Regions from separate parts of the Homo sapiens genome. Here region 2 is linked to region 1. A link is an interaction called in ENCODE POLR2A ChIA-PET data of the cell type or tissue named here. Cell type or tissue: CD4-positive, alpha-beta T cell. All regions are shown on one strand. Each heading gives the region's core, and the rest is flanking DNA. Links, peaks and the distances in the headings are about the cores only.

The links. ChIA-PET counts read pairs that join two places held together with the same protein. Peaks named below come from ENCODE experiments on the same cell type or tissue, not always from the same donor. Only the 100,000 strongest peaks of a DNase experiment are listed, where the experiment ranks them.
Region 2: POLR2A ChIA-PET joins it to region 1 with 5 read pairs; 6 of 35 experiments call an interaction of 5 or more read pairs at or near these places.

The regions. Positions count from the first base shown.
Region 1 is chr6:53,392,743-53,398,126 of GRCh38, reverse strand. No RefSeq gene overlaps it. Among named protein-coding and RNA genes, the nearest start is that of GCLC-AS1, 36 kb to the left of the region's middle. In CD4-positive, alpha-beta T cell, for the core only: no CTCF peak of the experiment used is centred there; no DNase peak of the experiment used is centred there.
Region 2 is chr6:53,333,174-53,338,557 of GRCh38, reverse strand. All of the region lies in intron 1 of ELOVL5 (ELOVL fatty acid elongase 5), which reads left to right. It also overlaps the pseudogene RPS16P5. Among named protein-coding and RNA genes, the nearest start is that of ELOVL5, 13 kb to the left of the region's middle. RefSeq lists an enhancer at 2,636-2,765. In CD4-positive, alpha-beta T cell, for the core only: no CTCF peak of the experiment used is centred there; DNase peaks (open chromatin) are centred at 2,717 and 3,057; H3K4me3 peaks cover 2,914 bases; H3K27ac peaks cover 4,923 bases.

The sequences.
Region 1 (5,384 bases), core at 208-5,207:
AAATAACAGCCAACCAGAATACCAAGTAAATAAGTCAAATGACCAATTTCAAATAGAGGCAGAAAATCAAAAGGGAACCTACTACATTTACAAAGTGCAAATAATAAAGGCTAATGGACTATTATATAACTATTTTTAAATGATAAAGCTAAATATTTGGAAGAAACAGTCTCTTTTTTTCATTCTAAGGAAACAATGTATTAAATGACAAGTCAATCTGAATCACTACTTCTATGCTTCATTAGGAGCCAGTTAATTTAATGTACAAGATATTTAAACAAAAATTCAATGTACAACATCAATTTTTGTTTATCCTGAGAGACCACATATGTATAAGGTACATAGTTTTTTGTTTAGATTTTAGCAGCATATAGTATGGAAGGTGCACCTAGTTTTTGGTGGATGGAATTTAGCAGCCTTGTCAGTGGGCAGAGTATTTAAAAGTATTCCTTAACTCGTTTCCTTGTAATGTTCCTTTCCTTTTATCAGGATCTTCTATTGAGACCACAGTGGATATTTTCCCAGTTGTTCTTGATTTTCATAACCCACTGTGGCATGGATTCTCTTCTTGCTCAAACTTGAGCCAGGATCCTTTGAGCCTTCCTCTTGACTAAGGCCCAACTTTGACCTATAAAGACTTGAACAAACACTAACATAGCTTCTAACAGCTCCAGCTTTCCTTAAAGTGCCTGCTGAGAAAACTCAAGATTTGCGAAAAATCTACTGTTTGTTCCAGTCAACACCTGAAGATAGGGCCTCTGTCCACCAGTCATTGTGGGAGGGTAGGGACCTAACTTCAGTAAGCACCAGTTAGAAAACCCAGATGAATTTCACGTGGACAACCTCCCTTTCCTGCTTTTTGTAAGTTTCTCCACTTCCCACATTCTACTGACCCCCTGCTCACTCACTCCCTATTTCCTTATTCTCCATTTAAATTACCCAGTCACCTCTGGACAAATCAAAGTTCAGTTCAATTCACACTGTACTGTTATTCCTATTGCAATAGTATATTACTGATTAAAATCTGTCTTTACCACTTTAACTAGTATTTAGCTTTGTTTATCTTTGACACATTTAGTAGTCACCAAAAAGGAATTGAGCAGAGCGGAGCCTGCAAGAGGCTTACAATCAAATCACAGGGCACACATACAGTAAATATAAACACCTACTACAGCATACAAACAAGAGGTAGGCAAGAGATTTTGAAAGTCTTTTGGAAAGGAGAAATTTTGAGAAAACAACAAGAGGGCACATACAGTTTAGAAAAGAGCAAAAGGTCACATCCAACTAGTCTCAGCCTTATCAGCAATGGAAACCAATGGTGTGCATAGGTATGGTTTGAGCAGCAGACAAGTTTAGTGAGAGTGACAGGGTGACAGCTATAAAGAAAAGAGGGAATAGTGGGAGCACACCCAAGGCTGTGAGAAAGTCTGTAACCCAGGGAATGCCAGAACATCCCTTAAGGATTGCCATCCTAAACTGCAACGGCCTCTTTCCCAACATGGCCATGAAAAGTCTTTGCCCAGTCCACTGGAGGATTATGTGCAAACTGGGAAAGGCCTTTCGGATTCAGGCAGAGACTTTTCAGAGTAAATTCTGAGAAGGGAGCCAGGGGATGAGGACAAGGGAGTTCAGGAAAAAATGAATTAGCAGATCTGGGCATTTCAAAGTGCAGCTTTTGTTTTGGGGTCCTAGAAATGTGTTAGGGATTCTTGTGACCTGATGGCATAGTTAGTACTCATCTTACTTGAAAACATTCCTAGCACTTTCACTAGTCCCCAAGTTCTTCCAATCAGTTTACTTCTGAATTATCTCTACAACCATCTCTTCATTTTCAGGGAGCTCTCTAATTTAGATCTTCACTAGCTCACTCTGTAACCATCAACTGCAGAAGTTTCCTAAGCATTTCACTCTTTCTAGCTGTCCTCCCACTCCATCCCAATATGTCATTCACCTTGCTGTCAGAATCATCTAAGACACAGATCTGATCTTGTCACATCCCTAATAAAACACCTTCAGTGTCTCCCTGTTACTCAGCTGATACAGTCCAAACCATCAGCACAGTTACACTCTGGCCCAACACCTCCTTGCCTCTCTGGCCAGCCCTCCTCATCCTTTCACATCCCCTATATCCCTCACCCCCTGTCTTCTAGGTGCAGGACAGTTGCCATTTTTCAAAAATGCCAAATATTTTCATTGGCCATGCCTTTACTTTCATAGTTCCCTCTGCCTTTAACGCCTTCATCCTCACACCCCTACCTCTAACCAGCACTATTTACAGACTCCTCGACACCAGCTTAAATGTCCCTTCCTCCATGAAACCATCTCAAGTCCTCCAGACAAAATGAGATTCCTCTGGTCTGTTCCCAAATCCCTTGGCTTTGCAATTCTCCCTTTATAGTAATTTTTATTGCTTCTGTCTTTATTTAACTTTGTAAATATATCCTTTGTTTAAATAGTATTTTACAAGATTATAAAATTTTTGAAGGTAGAAATAGAGTCACACACACAATTCGACACAGAGATATGTGGCCTCAAATTATCATTTTCTCAAGTGTCTTAATCTTCTCTTTCCATCTAGGTTGTCAATTTCTTGAGAAGTTAAATACTTTTATTCTTCCCTACCCTCGTTTCTGCAACCATCACTATTGTGCTGAGCCTAAATTGTCATAGCATCTATAAAAGGATGGATTAGATCACCTACTGGGTCCCATATCTAGGTCTACCATTTGGTAATTCTAACAGCAAACAGCTGGGACCCAAGAAATACTTCATACTGGTTTCACAAGGGCTGCTTAAACAGTATTTAGACTTAGGAATTGAGTAGCAATTCCCTTTTTTAATAGAAAAGCGGAATAGAAGCAATGAAGATCCTCCATCCTTTATGCTTATATTTATTGACCATCTACTGTGAACTTGACACTGATCTAGGCACAGGGTATACAGTAGAGAACAAAATCACACCACGGCCCTGCTGTCATGGAGCTTACAATCCAGGTGGGAAGACAGATGATAAATGAAGATGTAGACGGCATGATCAGGTAAACCAGTGTAGAAGACAATGACTACATTGCCACTGCTACTATTAACAACAGTAGCAAGAATAATACGAAGCTGAGTAAAGAGCTAGAGTAATGAAGGGCAATGCTATTTTAGAAATAGCCATCAGGGGAGGTCACGCTAAAGGGATACTATCATGGCAGGTACAGCTGCCTGCCAGGCAGTCTCCAAGGTCATCCTCATCATGATCTTAGGAAGACATCAGAGCCCAGTGTTTTGCCAAGGACAGTATGCTTGATTAACCAATGAAGGAAAAGAGCTTCAGAAGATAAGCAAAAGAAATAGATAAATGTGCAAACAAATTATGATATAGCTACAGAACAGAATGTTATGTAGTCACCAAAAATGATATTTTACTTTGCTCTTGTTTTTTTCTAGAGACAAGGTCCTGCTCTGTCACCCAGACTGGAATGCAGTGGTGTGATCATAGCTCACTGTAACTCCAAAGTCCTGGGTCTGCAGGGATTCTGCCACCTCAGCCTCCCAATTAGCTAGGACTACCCACCATGTCCAGCTAGTTTTTAAAACTTTTTGTAGAGATGGGGTCTCACTGTGTTGCCTAGGCTGGTCTCCAACTCCTGGCCTCAAGCAATTGTCCCACCTCAGCCTCCCAAAGTGCTGGGATTATAAGAGTTAGCTGCTGCCCCCACCAAAATGGGAAAATGCTGACTCAATAAAATATTGAGTGACAAACTATACATATATATGATCTCATCTAAATTTAAAGTATATCTTTATGTGTACAAAAAGTACACTAGAGGGAACATCATGAAACATTTTAAAGCTTTTTTTTTTTTTTTTTTTTTGAGATGGAGTCTCGCTCCTTCACACAGGCTGGAGTGCAATGCCATGATCTCTTCTCACTGCAGCGTCCACCTCCTGGCTTCAAGCAATTCTTCTGCCTCAGCCTCCCCAGTAGCTGGGATTACAGGCACGTGCCACCATGCCTGGCTAATTTTTTTATATTTTTAGTAGAGACGGGGTTTCACCATGCTGGTCAGGCTGGTCTCAAACTCCTGACCTCAAGTGATCCGCCCACCTCGGCCTCCCAAAGTACTAGGATTACAGGCATGAGCCACTGCACCCGGCCAGGCTTTCTTATTTTTCCCAGTTTTACTGAGGTATAATTGGCATACAAAAAACAAGGAATATAATTAAAGTCTTCATGTTTGGACATATGTATACACGTAAGTTACCATTACCAAAATCAAGGTAATAAATATACCCATCACCTCCAAAAGTTTCCTTTTTATATATATATATAGTTTTTGGCTTTTATTTGTTTGTTTGGGGTGTGTGTGTTAAGATTTAACATGAGATCTACCCTCTTAACAAATTTGCACAATATTGTGTTGTTAACTGTAGGCACTAAGTTACACAGTAGATCCCTGGAACTTACTCATCTTGTATATCTATAACTTTATACACAATGAACAACAACTCCACATATCCCCCTCCTCACATCCCCTGGTAATCACTATTCTATTGTCTGTTTCTTTAGATTTGACTGTTTCAGATGCTTTAATAAGAGGACTCATGCAGTATTTGTCCTCCTGTGCCTGGTTTACTTCACTTACCATAATGTCTTCCAGTTACATTCATGTTGTCACAAATAGTAAGATTTCTTTCTTTTTAAATGCTGAACAATATTCCATTGTATGTATGTGCCATATTTTCTTTATCCATCCATTGATGGACATTTGTGTGTTTCCATATTTTGACTATTGTGAGTAATGCTGCAATGACTATGGGAATGCAAATGTTGCTTTGAAATCCTGATTTCAGTTCTTTTGGATATATATCCAGAAGTGGGATTGCTGGACCAAAAGGAAATTCAATTTTTAATTTTTTGAGAAACACTGTGATTTTATGAGAGAGAGAGAGAGAGAGAGAGAGACAGAGAGAGAGAGAGGTTTTCATCCATAGTTCCCAGCTCATAACTTTCACAGCCCTTATTATAATATCAGAGTGCTTTAGGCCTCAGAAAACAGAATCTCTCTCTCTCTCTCTCTCTCTCTCTCTCTCTCTCTGTCTCTGAATTTCTCCAGAACCTCCTTTACCTGCCCAAAGCAGGACTCTAATCTTCACTGCCTTTCTGATCGTGAATCATAATAACCTCATTCCAGAAGGGATCCTGCCCCCTACCCTGGTGGAAAAAATGCTGCAAAGAAGCCAAGAAGAATCTAAACAGACAAGCCTTGCTGGGTTTCCTCACTCAAACTAACACCAGATCACATCCTTTTTTCCAGTCACATTTTGGCACCATTGTCCATGCTTCAATTATGCGTATCCAATTAAGACTCCATTAAAGGCTCAAGAGGATA
Region 2 (5,384 bases), core at 129-5,128, 59 kb after region 1:
TCTCTACAAGATGCTTCATCCAAGAAGGAAGTTGCCCTTTGAAACAGGTGCCCTTTGAGCTTCTCCAGAGAGACCCATAAAGACATTATCCCAGGACCTCATGTTTCTAGGAGAATGTGATAAATATTGTGATGGTTTCATTTTCAGAGCAGCTGCCTTTTCTTCCTTTTGCAAGGAGTAGGAACAAAAGCAGCTTCTTTTTGTTTCCTTTGCAAGGGCTTAGAATAGGCTCAGTGTGACCCAAGGGAAGTTGGATGTGACAAGTGACAGTAAGGTAAGTACTTTTCATTGACCCCCTGGTACAGAGTTCAGGCTTGAACTTACCATCTTTTTAAGAAATGGGACTGGCGTATTAAATTTAAAATGTAGGCAAACAGTTGCAAAGTACTGTCAGAAGACCAAATCTCATTGCATGATCTACTTGCCCCATGGATTCAAATATCCATCCACCCACCCACCATCCACCCTTAGATATTTATTTCTAGCCCATCTATTTCTTTTGAGCTCCAGACTCATAACTTTTCATCGTTGGGTGCCCCACATACCTCCCCTGTTGGCCAACGTAGTCAGGAGCACCATCCTCCGCCAGTTTGCCCAAGCCATTAAGCTGGAAGCAATGCTTGTGTTCTCCTCTCTCATCAACCATGCTTTTACCAAACTTTGCTCAACTGTCAGTCACCAAGTATTACTCATTCATACTCTCTGTCCTTCTAAGCTTATTCCCCTTCCCCACATTGCCCCAGCCTTCCATAGCATGTCAGATCCTTCCTGGACAACTACAATTTCTCCTTGGCTCCTTGCCTCTGTTTTCTTGATTCCTAAAAATTAGATGAGGTTGTACCTGTATAGTGCTTTGCATAGTGTCTGCCATGTTTATCTGGCACATAGTGTAGGTATCTAGCAATTACGTGCCTGAATGTTTCTCTAAATACATATGTACCTTTCAAATATAACCAGTCCTATAATATGTGCTAATGGCTGTGTGAAGCTGAGTATGCCTTGATAGCCTGAGAATACATAATGTTTCACAAATGAAGAGCTTACCTGGGCAGGAGACTTTAGAAGGCCAGTTGCCTTGCTTCCAGCTGAAGGAGTAGAACACCAGCAGCTCTCAGACCATACAAATTGCTAGACACCTTTTCCTGTTGTGGCATGGTGCAATGAGGAGCTCTTACCTATGCCTGGAGACATGCCATCTAAGGACTCGTTGGCTGCAGTCTGTGCAGATCTTCACATACAAGGAGATGGCCATAGCTGTGGTGCTCTGCAGATGTGGCAGTGGCTTCATCAGGATGAACGAGGGGCCCCTGGAGATGATCAAGCTGCTCACACTGCAATACAAGCTACTGGAATTAGGTCTGCTTCTGGACAAGGAACAGCTTGCTGGAATGGACATCCATGTTCGTGTGAAGGGTAGTGGTCATGTGGTTCAGATTTATGCTGTCCTTCAGTACATCTCCAAAGCCCTGGTACCCTGTTACCCAAAATATGTAGATGAGGCTTCCGAGGAGATCAAAGACACCCTCACCAGACCTTGCTGGTGGTTCACCCCTGTTGCTATGAATCCAAGAAATTTGCAGGCCCTGGTGCCTGTGCTCACTACCAGAAATCATAGCAGTAAGCCCATCAAAAAGATCAAGGTTTACCTTTATAGTAAACAATGGTTGAAGGTCTTTAAGGTTAAAAAAAATTGCTAGACATCCCAGCTGCCCTAGAAGCAGAGATGACATGTGCTGTTATTTTAAAGGGCCTTGCTTACCTGCATATTACCTGTTAGGGCTTTCAGGTAGAATATACCAATGATAGACCAGTCTGGTGGCACTGTTCCCAAGGACGGAATAGGGTGAACTTTGATGTCTAGGCACTCAAATACTCCATAATAAAATGATCATGGAAACTGGCAGTCTTACTCCAATTGCCCAGGATGGAGTGCAGTGGCACCATCTCAGCTCATTGCAGCCTCAAATTTCCCAGGCCCAGGTGTCCCTCCTACTTCAGCCTCCTGCATAGCTGGGACTACAGGCAAGCACCACCATGCCCAGCTAATTTTTTATATTTTTGGTAGAGACAAGGTTTCACCGTGTTGCCCAGGCTGGTCTTGAATTCCTAGGCTCAAGCAGTCTGCCTGCTTCAGCCTCCCAAAATCCTGAGATTACAGGTGTGAGCCATTGTGCCTGGCCTGGCCCTCTTATTTAACCTTGTTTTGGTTGGCAGCAACATTGAGCCCAGGCTAAAGTACACCATACATGTCGGACAGAGCTTATCTGCCTCAGTAGCCACTTGGTCAGTATTTGTTGATCACTTAAACCCACTCAGTGTTGGTCATTTGTCTGTGTTAGCCTCTGCTAAGGAATGTGGACCCTACACGTGACAATACAGTTACCAGTAAAAAGACTCAGTAGGAATTATGAGGTATATACTCGAATCAACAGGTAGTTTATTATTATACTACGGGTATGGCTGTGTATGTTGCAGTTAGGTTCAGCTGCAGCGATGGACATGCCAAAATAATAGTGGTTTGAATAATGGTATCCCAAAACAAAGTAGAAGTGTGTATCTCTTATGAAAGGCAGGGTGGATGGTTCAGGGCTAGTATGACCCTGCGTAAATTCCTTGCTCATCATACGTCTGTCAGGCTTAGTGTGGCCTCAGTCTTCCGAGCAGCAGGATGTAAGAAGAAACAGAAAGTAGAAGCGCGGATGGTGCTTTCTTTTATGGGAAGTTCCCAGAAACAGCCTCCAGATAACTTTGCTTACATCTCATTGGCTAGAACATCACCCCGTGGCTGCAGGTGGCTGGAAAATCTCATCTTTATTCTGGGTGGCCATGTGCAGCTAAAAGTACTGCTACTGTTTATAGAGTTTGGGCAAGAACCGGCTGTCTGTGCCATGGGTGGTAGACGAGACCAGCAGTCCCCACTCACTTGGAACTGAGAGTCTGGGGGAAGGATAGTGACAAAATAAACAGATACTTACAGTGACAAGGCCTCTGAGAGGTCTGCAAAGGTGTGCCCTGCGAGTAAACAGGAAGGACACCTAAATCAGACTGGTGGGGTGGGGGAGGGGATGAGGAAACGTTGCCTAGAGACTAAGCAAGAATCTCTCTGGACTGAGGAAATGGGCAGGGTATTGAAGCAAAGGCTCGGAGGCAAAGGGGGCAGGTAGTTGGGTGATGGAGGAGCATATGAGGAACAGAAAGTAGACCAGGGAAGCCAGAGGGAGACAGGGTTCTGATCACATGGGCCCTGGGGCCACAGGGACAGGTTTGGTCATTTTCCCCGGAGCCTTTGACTGGTTTCTGGAGGTGAGTAACCTAGACAGGTGCTTTCAGGGGGTGAGGAGCAGCACAAGACTAGAGGCAGGAAATATCCACTGGGAGAGAGTGTACTAATCTGGTTGGGAAATGATGGTGGCTTCAGCTACATAGTGGCTTTGGGGATCAAGAGAAGTGGATGCAAATCCTGTAAATCCCATAGAGCTTGGAATTTAGAAATAATTTGGCCTTTTCACGTAATAGGTGATGAAACCAAGAATGAGAATTTAAATGGCTTGCCCAGAATCACACAGCTAGCTGTGGAGCAGCACCAGATATCATTTCTCTATCTAACTCTTTCCTTTATGTCACTGTTGAATGTGCTGATTTGGGAGAACAGGGCATTGTGGGCATTTTGGAGCCAGCAACAGGACCTGAATCCTGGTGTCCATTGCAGAGGGAGGAGTCCACCCTGCTTTGGGGGCTGGATTCCTGGTAAGGTTATGGGGCAGGTCACAGAAATGAGGGAGTTGGAAGGAAAAACCAGGTGTGAGAAGATGATGGATTCAGTTTTTGGTTTGTTGATTTGGAGATTCAGGACCACCATCTGTAGGTGGAGAGAGATCAGATGGAAACTGGTCCTTGAGATTGGAATTGGGGATGCAGGATTGGGTGGAATTGGTCAAAACTTTTCTATACCCTTTCTTTAAATTTCTCCAGTGAAAGGGACTCAGCAACTGTTTTTGAGTCCATTGTGTCATGTACCTTAGAATTAAGAGATTTTTCCAGTGTTTAGCCCTGAATGATTTTTGCTGCAATTTGAATTCTGTGCAACCACAGAGATTTAATAAAAATAAAATAGGTTAATACTTAAAAATTAGTAAATTAAAATAAATTAAGTAAAGATAAAAGTTATATGGCCCTCCCTTGCATATTTTACCCTGTGCTGCAGGTCTTCTCAGGAGCCTCTCTGGCTCTGGTTGGTCTCTTGGTCCAGGCTGTGGCCTCTGTCTCTTGGGTTTTCATACTGTAAGATTTCTCCAACTGAGTTTGGGAGGCTGAAGCCCCAAACAGAACTTGATGGCTTGTGCTGGAAAAGGGGAAATGGGTTCTGCTTGCTACAACGTGTTAAATTCTGTTTTTAAAATGTCAGTTTGGCATCAAACACTTTTTTAGACATGTTTACATCCTAAAAGTTTTTGGTTTCAGAAGTTTTTTGTCCTTCACAATTAACTTGGTTGCAGTGATTAAAGTATAGCCTATTTCCTGGGAAATAGGAGACAATTTCAGAGCCACTATAGACCATATTGACATTAGAGATTGTAGGATACCATAGACAGGGAGGTCAATAGACAGGCAACGTGGTATCATAGTTGTTTTATCTCTCCCTGGTCACTGTCCTTCTACCTAATGTTGTTTCACCGTGGAATTTGAGCTTACAGGTGAAAAAGACTTTCAGTGAATACTGCACCAAGTATAATTTAAAAATTTTAAATCCTATATAGATATGGGGCATGACTAATAGAGTAATGACTTCCATAAACCACACATGAAAACTGCTTTAATTATAATTATCATTACTTTTATTCTCCAGAAAGGGAAATAAGGTTAAAACAAGAGAGCCCATTCATTCTAAGTTGACCAGTTAAATTTCTTGTTCTCCCTTCCCTTTGTCCTTTGATTTGATAAAAATAAGATTTTTGTGTGCTAAATTGTGAGTATTCATTTACATTAATCAGTATCCCTATAAGACAAAGCCCCTGAAAACATAAACTGAGTGCAGCACGATTTAAAACAGAGAGGGAGGAGACAGTCTTGGTCCTGTTCTTGGTGCCCTGCTCATTACTAACGTCTCAGTTGTACTGTCCACTATAAACAGTCATGATTTTTTCCCCCATTCTTCAGATCAAGTCAGTTTCCTCTAATGAGACAGTCTACCTGGTTTTATAGGCATTTCTCTGTAATGTTTTCCAAACGAAGAAAGCAAACAGCAAGCATTTTGTTGGGAGAAATCTGCAAGTGTCTGTTCTGTGGCTGTGAACTAATGATCTTTCAGAGGTCTAGTTTAAAAGCACTGAGTTTCTTCATGACCCATGAGGATATGTAATCCACCTTTATAGCAGGTAAGTGTT